Linked DNA regions of Mus musculus: region 2 is linked to region 1. The links are chromatin loops, found by intact Hi-C in ENCODE. Cell type or tissue: left cerebral cortex. All regions are shown on one strand. Each heading gives the region's core, and the rest is flanking DNA. Links, peaks and the distances in the headings are about the cores only.

Region 1 (5,378 bases), core at 308-5,307:
TCCACCATTGCTTGGTAGCCCTGAGTCCCAGCTTGGGGCCATGCCCGTTCCCATTCCTGTCATACAGAAACAATGTACTCAAACAGAAATGAATTTGGCCCTATTAGATGTGTTTTGTCTCTTACTCATCGTTCACCTCTTCTGATTGGTGAAACAAGGGTTAAAGTCAACCCTGTTTCAGTGTTTTTATGTCCTCCTTGATTTGTTGAATTTGAATTTGGGTAATTCTGGTTCTATTCCTTTCTGAGGTCATCGATCCCTCTCAGCAACCCCTCCATCTCTTCTGATGAGGACTTGGGAGGGATTTTATGGTTTCAGTTCCTCCTTTTTCTCCAATTCCCATCCTCATCTTTCTTGGTGAACTCTCACACATTTGAGGAATCCAGTCCTACCCACAATCCACCTTTCACAGTAGGACTCAACCCCACAGGAAACAGATTTGTGTGCAGTAAGATCCCCTGGCAGATACCTCCTAGGCAGCTCAGCATCTCTGAACGAGGCAATCTTAGGCTGTACTCAGTCCCAGCCTGTGTCTCTCCCATTCCTGTGGTCCCAGAATCAGCAGCAGGCTCTGGGTGATAGGGCCTTGCAGGGGAAAATGGCCAGAAGCAACCAAAGGGCAGACACTTCCCTTCCCCGCCCCACCCCACCAGCTGCTGCTCCTGCCAAACAGGTCCTGGGGCCTCAGGTCACATGTCCAGCCAGAGCTGACTCTGGCACCGGTGGATTAAGCAGGGGCTCAGGGTTTATGACCGGTGCTGGCTTCTGACAGGGAAGAGGGCTGGAAAGGCTCAGCTGCAGGGACATAGAGGCTACTGTGGCCACCTCTCAGCAAGAGGTCCCACCCAGCACCGGACCCAGGTAAGGAAAAGCAACGCCCCACCCAGCTCTGGGTGTTATCTAGAAACTGAAATATCCCATCCCAGGTTCTGTTTATCTAGGTGTTTAGGAGGCTGGGAGATGATGACTCCCAAGCTCCAGCCTTCAGCATCTACCTGCCTGCCAGAGCTTGAACATGGCACAAGATTTCTACCCACTAGACCCTCTTCTCAAATGTGTGCTCTGGACTGGGAGGGAGTCTGGCCCTGGAGCCCCCTTTGGATTGGTGGTCAGTTCCTGGGCTGATAGGACATAGCCTGCTGAGAAAACAAAACAAGACAAAACAAAACAGCCTTCATTTCATCTCCATAAGAGGGGAGGAAGGTCTGAAGACCAGGCACCTCACTACCACCTCTTCTCCTACCTTACAAAGTGTGGAAGAGCAACCGGTCTCACAGATATGGAAACTGTACCCAGCCCCATCCAGCATTTCAGAGGCACACCCACGGGGACCTATGTGTTACAGGCTTGACTACTGGTCCTCAGTGGGTTTCTTGGGTTGTATGGCAAAAGGCAGTTCCTCCAGTGCAGAGAGCCCAAGGTTTTGAGAAGAAAGTCAGGGAAAAGCTAGCATCTGGGATCCCATTCAGCCATGCACAGCCCTCCCTACAATGTGCAATTAGCTTGTAGTGCTGGGATTGACTTGGCATTGTACTGTAGACATCACAGTGGTACCTGTTTTACTGTTAAATACCCAGAGACTCTAAAATGCTATGGTGAAGAATGTACCTTGAGACCCCAGCCCTGCCCCCTATACCCCTCAGGCACTTAGTCAATTCAGGCTGTTTTCACGGATCAATAACTGAGGTTCCTTAGTCTTCTGGAGTTCTTAGCTCCTGTCTCCGTCCTTCTGGGGCTTTCTGTGTTAATGTGCATGTCTCTTGCCCCAGTGCTTGCTAGGAAGTACAGATTATGGTCAGGAACTCTACCCTGGAACTGTGTACAGAGGAGAGTGTGTGCGCCCCTCCCCAGAACAAGTATGAAAAGCATTCTGGGGTGTCTGTCAGCTAAATATTGATCAGCCACCAAGGGTGTATTCTAAAGGACCCTGGGCAGCTTGCTGTGATTTTATGTCCACCCTCTCGGAACTGGGTCCCTGGTGGCCACCTCCCTCCAGAAGGCACACAGATTGTCAAATTCTGGCACCAGATTGTCCTCGTCAGCAGGGCTGGAGCCTGGCACGGGGCAAACAGTAGGAATTGTGAGCAGAAAGAACGACTCCTCTGTGCCCAGTAAGGCCCCAGGGCAGAGACTAGCCCCCTACCCCACTACCAGATGATTCTGGGTTTGGAGTGGGGGTGGGGGTTGAGGCCTAAGGACCTGGCTCAGGCCCAGCCTAGCTGCCAACTGGCCACTGTGTGACCTTGAGCCAGCTATGGCGACTGTCCTCCAGGCTCCTGACTCAGTGGGGTGCCCAGGCTGTGTCAGCTGCAGGAATCATTAGAAGCTTTTGTCCCCTTAAGGAACCAAACAAACTGTACAATGTCACCTCAGCCACCAAGACTGAGGAAGGTGGTTTTTTTCGTTCAACATTTAGTTGCTTATAAATACCTTATAGGCTTTTGAGGCACACCAAGAGGAAGCTGAAGGCAAAGAAAGCTAAGCCTGGCCTTGTGACATCTGGGCCTGCAAGTTTCTTATCGCTGGCCATTTACATATCTCCAAGGGGACTGGGTCAGGGCTTTGTCTCACCTTAGGTTTGAGAAAGGAGGGGTAGCAGGTGATCATGTGGGAGTCACAGGTCATACATATTAATTAGCCTTCACCTGGACTCCCTGCTCCCTCCAAGAAAAACAGTTGGCCTGGGGAGGTGTGGCAGGGACCAGAACTCACAGCCATTCAGTGGGCTAGAGCCTCAAACTCTTTCAGTTTTCACATGTTGAGTTCGTATACCCACACAAGAGCAGTTGGCCTGCACTTTTGCCCCACCCTGGACCTGAGGTCTGTGTCCACCAGAAGAGGCCCTGTGAATTCTTACAAAAGAACCCTTGGCAAATGCCTTGTGAATTCCGGTCAAAAAGAGCCGTGCAGCATTTTGCTTTTGCCCTTCTGGTTGTGCATCTGGTCAGGGCATCTCTGTGGAGATTCTAGCCCTCTGTTTGTCCAGCCTAAGCATTAAAAAGCCCCCTTGCTTCTGTGTCTGTTCCAAGAGTGAGGGTATGGACAAGGACTCACATTGAGCCAGCATAACTCACTTCACCCACAAAAACTTGTTTACAACCAGTAGCACTAAATCTGTGCTGAGCCTAGGGACAGATACACAGACAGCCTATCTTTATCCAGAGAAAGGGCCATGTTCCCTCACAGGTCACCCAGGAACTGAGTCACTGAAGGTAGGTTTGGGTTAGCCAGGTCCTGAGGCAGTAGTACCTCTGGGCTCAACCAGTCTCCAGGCTGGGCCAGCCAAGATGCAGTTCTCCAGCAAGGCAGCAGGTGGCACCAGCCTCTAGCGGTGGTGAGTAGTCTGGCCTAGCAGGCCTAGGACAAATGGGGCTGGAGACTGCTCCCTCCTGAACTTGCTAGGCTTCTCTGCCCCTCACCCACACACCATCCCTGAGCCCCAAATGCAGCTATCAACAACCCATCTTTCATCCCCTCTGAAGATTGTTCCACCAGCTGTGGTCTGGCTATCTTCTTAAGCCAATATAAATTTGCCCCAGGGTCTGTCCTAGAGACAGATGGAGACAGCTGTTGGAATCCCTGTTACAGGCAGTGGAGCTCAGGAGCTAGAGTGCCTGGGTTCAGATCCCAGCTTTGCAGACTTCAAGATTAAATGCTGGTTCCAGGAGAGTGAGCATGAGGGTCCCTGTGAGTGAGCCGGTGTCAGGCAGGGAGTGCTAGATGCCATGCCATTCTATCTGTGCACAGGAAGGACTGCTGGAACTTGGTGACTATGGTCAGGACTTACCTCCTCAGCTGCAGCATTAAGGTATCTGGTCCAGCACCCCAGCACTGCCTCTTGCAAGCTGAGCACATTTGGGCTGAATCTTAGGTTCCTAAGGCACCTGGCAGGGGCTCATGCACTGCATGTCAGAGCCTCAGATTGTGCTGTGGGTGGGGTGGGCTAGATGAGTGGGGGATTCTCCACTGATTCTGCCTTTAGACCCAGAGTACTCTCACCCCTTTAAGACAAGGTTGGACCTAAGTGTCAGTGGGGGCCTAGGCATGGGTAAGGCCATATGGACATCGTTAAGGCTGAGGACATTCCTTGCCAGCCATGTTTCTGAAGTATTTTCCCAAGAGTTCAGATAATTTTAATAACAGCTGCTGTCAGTCTGTTTCACCTCACTTTCTCTCAGTGGAATTTTCTGGAGGTTATGTGCCATGTTGGTTAATGGAATGGCATTGTTGTCTTTATGCTAAAAGAAAGAATGTCTCCTAATTTTTGGTATGGTAAGTATTGATAGCCCTCGTGAACAATTTGCAGATCCTCAGTAAAGATGGGCACGGTGCTACAAGCCTATAATCCTAACACCTGAGAGGTTGCCACAATAGGATTGTTGTGAGTTTGAGGCTAGCCTGGGCAAAATCAGTATGAAAAAAGAGCTTAAGACAGAAGTTTGAGTATCACTTGCCTATATTGAAAAAAATTAAAAATGTAAGAGTACTTGATAGGGAAAGGACAGCTGAAAGTTGTTTCAATGTGGGACCAACAGGGATGGTGGGAATCGCAGCCAGATAGATAGTGCTCAGCCAATCACAGGTCATTGACTCTGTCTGTACCAAGTTCCCATAGACCAGAGTAATCCAGGGTCTGTGATGAAGCCCCAAGTGCAGCTCAGCCACACCAGGCCATTTTGACTCAGAGCCACCCCCGGTGGCAGCTGCTGGCCTGGAGTCTCAGCATCTCTGTATGTGTAGGAGATTCTGCAGGCTACCTGAGATCAGATGCAGACACTAGGAAGGGTGAGAGCAGGTCTGAAGTCTTACGTCCCAGGCGTATCCTTGTGGTGAGCTCCAGGTTCTGATGAGGCTGCCACCTCATAGTCAGTGGTTGGAGGTTACTGTCCAGAGTTGGTTCCTGGTTCTTCTGGGCCTGACGTCTTGAGCATAAAGAGGACATGGAGAATTCCAGATAGCACCTTAGTAGTTCCCCTCAAATATAAAGAGCAGCTCTGCATGAGAACGTTTTACTCAAGCCTTGTGTCTCTCACTTATGTAATGTTTATTTACATGGTTAAGTACTCAAAGTACACCAGAGGACACTGGGGATTGTCCCCTCCCCTTCTCCCTCCACGCTGGGGACTATAGCAACACTTCTAGTTTCCAGTTGCCTGGCTCTTTCTTCTAAACTTTGCTTGTCATGGCTCAACTTCTCATGTCTTATTCAACATTTATGTTTATACAAGCAAGTATATATAAACATTATTCCCCTCATCTTTATTTTGCCTTGCTGGAGTTGGGCCCAGGGCTTCACCCATGCTAAGCAAGTACTCTGCTGCTGAGCCACATCCCAGTTCCTCAGCCCCCCACTTCTCCACATGGACTGTGAGGATGAG
Region 2 (5,378 bases), core at 216-5,215, 76 kb after region 1:
TCATATACATAAAATAAATAAATCTTTTTTTTTTTTAAAAAAGAACTGAAGGAAAAAAATGCAGTCACCTCAGGAACAATGCAACTCTAATCACCAAGGGAAGAAGGGCTAAACCAGGACAGGGAGCCAACCAGGGTAGGTAGGTGGGTTGGGGAGCACCCTGTAGAAGCTGGGGTGGGGATGGGATAGGGGGTTTCTGGAGGGAAAACCAGGAAAGGGGACAGCATTTGAAATGTAAGTAAAGAAAATATCTAATAAAAAAGAAAACAAAAATAACAGCAACAAAACCCTGAAAGGATCCAAGAGAGTGAAACTGAAGGGTGGAGTCTGAGATCAGAGCACAGGGAGACATCGGAATGCCTAGTAGTCTGTAACTGGAGTCCCTGAAGGAGAGCCATGGAACAGGTAGAATGGTGACACAAAGCTGAGGGAAAACCATTGTCCTGAGGGCTCATCTCAACAGACTGCAAGAATGGATCAAGATTCCCTCACCAAGAGAAGCTATAAAGTCATTGACCTTGGCAGATAAAGAGGACATCGACTAAACAGGACCACCAAATACAGAGAGCACATCACTGATGAAGACAGACTGGCACTGGGAGGTAAAGAAACAGAGTGAGGGTCCTATGAGCAGCCAGCACACTCACACAACTCCTGTGATGATGATTGGGGTGTGGGCTTCACTGAGCTGAGGAAATTGGGTTCATTTTTTTTGGGGTAGCCCAAGAGAGGGTTCTCAAGAAGAAACCAACATCTGACCTGGTGACCGTCTGCAGCAGATCTGTCTTACCCTGACAAGGGGCTATCAGCAATCCATGGACATCCTGGATGGAGCAGAGCCCACACAGAGCAAGAGGCCTGGTCTGGCTTCAGGTGGAACACACATCTCTTGTCCTCAGACTCACTCAAGATTCTTGCATCTGGAATTCTGGACTTTATTCCAGAGATACCTCCAATCTTTGGCTCAGGACTACAGGTCACACCCCAGGCTCCCCATGGTCTCAGGCATGTGATTTACAGCTGTTCTGGGTATCTAGTTGGCACACAGCACACCATGGGATGTTGTAGGTCCCCAGCATCATAAACCAAATTCTTAAATAGATCCCCTCCCACATATCTTTCAGGCTCCAGAAACCAGGATACACTGTAAGACACCAGAGTAGAGTAGACGTGCAGCTCAAAACAGCAACCAAGCTACTATGTCTAAGTAGAAACATGCTCAAGTCTCATCAAAAGGCAAATAGTGTAAGAGTGGCTTGCATGTTATAATGTGCCATAGTAATTCAGATCAAGACTTCCAACTCAGTGACATTGAACGCTGAGTGCCTGGATTCAGGAGATGCTCACCCAGGAAAGTGCTTTTTGTATAAGCATGAGGGCATGAGTTCAATAGCTGGAATCCGGTGGGGGGAGGGGGGGAGAAGCTAGGCTTGGGCATGTGTGCCGATATGTGCCGAGGAAGCTGAGACATAGGTCCCTGGACTGGGACTCAGCAGGCTAGATTATTTGGTGAGTTCCTGGACTGTGAGAGAGTTTTTTTCGAAAAACAAAACCAAAAAAAGTCAATAATACTTAAGAAATGACACCTAAGTTTGGCCTTTGACCTCTCTACATACATGTGTGCATGCAGCATGCATTCATTTCTATGCCATGTTCCAGCAGGATTCAACAGGTTTGGATGGGAGTCTCCTTTGCCAAGGACCTGTTTGAGGAATACCCTTAAGTCAAGAGTTGGAGTGGCCACCCAGCTTTCCATGAAATCATGACAGGTTTGGATTGGAACTGCATTCAGTCTATAATGGATCAGAGAGCCAAACTCTGCCAGCTCTGCCCCTATTCTGAGGCACACATAAGACAGCCCATAGAAAGGCTTCATAAACAAATACAAGGGCACTCTCACACAGGCAAAGATGGGGTAGGGGCAGTAGTTTCATCTTGGTGTCTAATGATGTAAAAAGTGGCCTCAAAAACAAGACACAAAATCACATGGTTTATAGTGCAAATTCCCAATGAAGATATAAATTTAGGGCCATGTAGGTATCCAGTAATGCAGTGGCCACCTTCAAAAATCATGGCATCACTGTAAGGTCCTGCCAGGCCACCATGCCTCTACTTCAGACACATATACATGTGTGCATGTATGCAAACATGAATCATACCTGTACATCCACACAGGTACAGGGGAGGGGAAGGGAGGGGAGAAGAGACGAGAAGAGGAAATAGCTCTCACATATGTACACTCATACACAAATAGATTCAAAGACTTCAATACTAAAGATGAAACCTCTGTACCTTCAAGTTTCACTGTTATCCCTTGCTTGGACCAGCTGGTACTTACCAGACAGACTACAGGGCCATCCTCAGTGACAGAGGCCAGCCTTTGGACAAGGCCCACCAGCCACAGCAGCAAGAAAAGCTCCCCCTGCTGGCTTGCTGTGCAAACTCCTGCTCAGAATGCCAGTGGGCAATGGTTCAGTTCCAGACTTAAAATGGTTGATGTGCTCACTCACAAACCACCACCTTCAGGAAAGAAAACTCCCCCTTTTCCACCAGAGACTCTTGTGCCTGTGACGAGCCTGTCTGTCCTGTCTCCAGACTTCGGTGAGCCTCCTATCAGTAGTATAGCCATTTGCATGTTTATGTTGTATGTAAATAAATTCATGGCGTGTGTTCTCTCTCTTGGCCGTGTCCCCCTTGCTGTGGAGCTGTAAACACTCACTTGTTTGTGTGTTTAGTATTTCATTGCAAGGGTGTACAAGTGTTTATCAAAGCCCACACAGCATAAATCCACAGAGCCCAGAAGCTCAGAGAACTGCAAGCAAAAAATTCACAAAAACACCATCAGCACAGCAGCATCATACAAGGATCTGAGATAGAATACGGGCTGACTTGGCACAAGCCATGAGAAGCTCGAGCAGGGTTAAATGAGAAATAAATGTCAGCAGAGAACCCTGAAAGAAGCCTTTGCAGACACCAAAGGCAACAGTTGCGACCTCAAAGTGAAAAGCAACAGGTTCCTGAGACAGCCAGGCCCACAGCACACACAGAGCTTCCTGGGAGGTGCATAGCAACCAAGGAAGCCTCTATTTTAAAGGTATCTCCAGGAAGCTAAGCCAACACTTTAAATAAAGATTACACATGAAAAAATTCTGAACATGGACAGGAGCCACTAGGGTTGTACAAGGATGAGGGCAGAGGGTGGAGTGGGTAAGCCATTGTAGATGATGGAGAGATGGTGGCGGTGGATGGAGGGAAGGGATGGTGATGGTAGATGTGTGGGCAATGGGAGTAGTGGAGAGGTGGCAGAGGTGTAAAAGTGATTGTAAAATGTTGATGGCCTACAGCCAGGGAAGGGACCTCTTAACTGTCAAGACTGCAAGTTTTATGGTATGTACATTATATCCCAACCAACAAGAAACATAATAACAAAGAGTTACAAGCTTTGGGAAGTTCTGTGGTTCCTGCTGGTCTAGGCTGTCAGCTTTCTGCTCCAGCTGTCATGCCTACTGCCTGCTGCCATGTTTTCCCCACCATTATGGGCTCTAACTGTCTGGATCCATAAACCTAAACCCAAATAAACTCTTCTGTAAATTGCCTCGGTCATGGTATCTTTATCGCGCAACAGAAATAACTAACACGACAGGAAAAAGTGAACGGAGACCAAATGAGATGACTGTCTTAGGGTTTCTACTACTGTGGCAAAACACCAACCAAAAGCAACCTGAAGGAGGAAGGGGATTAGCTTACTTCAATTTATCGCTTGTAGCTCATCCAGGGAAGCCAGGGCAGGACTCAAGGCAGGAATCTAAAGACAGGAACTGATATGGAGACCATGGAGGAATACTGCTTTCTGGCTTGCTCCTTGTGGCTTGCTCAGTCTGCTTTTGTGTACCGTCTAGGACCACAGGTACTGGGGTAGCTCCACTCACAGTAATCTGGACCCACACACATCATCGGCCAAGATGTACCACAGGCTTGCTCACAGGTCAATTGGATGGGGGCATCTTCTCAACTAAAGTTCCCTTTCCCAAAGTGTCAAGCTGGCACAATATACTAGACAGCATAATTAACCCATTGTCAACTCGACACACAAACACATAACCATTCAACCAGAACCTTTTCTTTACCATTTGTCCCCACCAAGGCATTTTAACATTACTATCATAATGATGTATAAAACATCCCATCCTTTAAAAGACTCACAGCCTTTAAAAATTCAAACCCTTTAAACACCCAGTCTCTTTAAAATATCCAAAGCTCTCTAAAATATCCAAAATATCTTTAAAAGTTCAATGTCTCACCATAATCCCAAAGTCTCTTAACTGTGGGATTCTGTAAAATAACTTTCTTACACCAAGAGGGGAAAGCCAGGCAGACACAATCATAGCAAAGCTAAACCAAAATCTAACATTGTAAAACTCAGTGTCAGATGGAGGGACTCACAATCTCTAGGCTCCAAAGGGCTTACCTCAGTATGTACAGCTTGTCTCAGAAGTGCAGGCTGCTCGGCTCCAAAGCTGCCGCTGTCCTTGGCAGTTGTTCTATGGTACTATTATCTCAAAACACTTGCATCTCTGCTACAACTTGGCTTTACCTTCACCAGTAAGCTCTTCTGGGCTCTCTTCAGTGACTCTGACCCTGCCCCATGATGCCAAGCCTCAGCCTCTAAGACCCCTCCAGTTCAGGGTTGTCAGTGCTACGGAGGCTGCACACTCACCTGTGGCCTCTCTCAGCCTCTCCTGGTGCCAAGCCTCAGCTGCTCTCCATGCATGGCCTTTCGTGGCTTTAGGACCAGCATCACCTGGGAAATTCTCACACATCAGGTGTGCCTTTGCCCCCTCTGGACCACAGCTTGTGTATGCTGACTCTGAGTAAATACACCCAGACACATGATCCTCAGGGATTCTGGTCTCATTGGGTCTAAAGAACCCACAGCAGGTTCTTTAGACCCAACGGTCAGCATCAATTGTTTCAGTAAAACAAAATTTCACTTTAGTTCTATTGGCCTCTTGTTAATCATTGTGGATTCTTCAGCCCCGGACAATCAGAACTTCAAATTTTTAATAAAAACACAACAAAACGAAAATCACATGACAGTCTTTGAAAAACTTTCAAACTTCCATCTGAAACCTCACACGCCAGGCTTATGCTCCAAGAAAACATAGGTCTGTCACAGCAATATCCCATGAGCTGGTACCAATTTCTCTCTTAGTTGTATTTCTGTTGCTCGCTTACTGGCTTGCTCAACCTGCTTTCTTATAAGCACCCAGGACCACCAGCCAACAGTTGGCCCCACCTACATTGAGCTGGGCCCTCCCACATCAACCATCAATCAAGAAAATGCACCACAGGCAAATCTTGGTGGGATATTTTCTCGA

What was found. Peaks named below come from ENCODE experiments on the same cell type or tissue, not always from the same donor. Only the 100,000 strongest peaks of a DNase experiment are listed, where the experiment ranks them.
Region 2: a loop joins it to region 1, with 4 times the contacts of the local background. A loop is called at or near these places in 30 of 42 quality-filtered maps.

The regions. Positions count from the first base shown.
Region 1 is chr6:90,726,785-90,732,162 of GRCm38, reverse strand. The region is part of intron 1 of Iqsec1 (IQ motif and Sec7 domain 1); the gene reads left to right. Among named protein-coding and RNA genes, the nearest start is that of Iqsec1, 81 kb to the left of the region's middle. In left cerebral cortex, for the core only: a CTCF peak has its summit at 3,312 (motif pointing right); DNase peaks (open chromatin) are centred at 1,995 and 3,305; H3K27ac peaks cover 1,507 bases.
Region 2 is chr6:90,650,966-90,656,343 of GRCm38, reverse strand. No RefSeq gene overlaps it. Among named protein-coding and RNA genes, the nearest start is that of Slc41a3, 49 kb to the right of the region's middle. In left cerebral cortex, for the core only: a CTCF peak has its summit at 2,429 (motif pointing left); DNase peaks (open chromatin) are centred at 859, 1,058 and 2,396.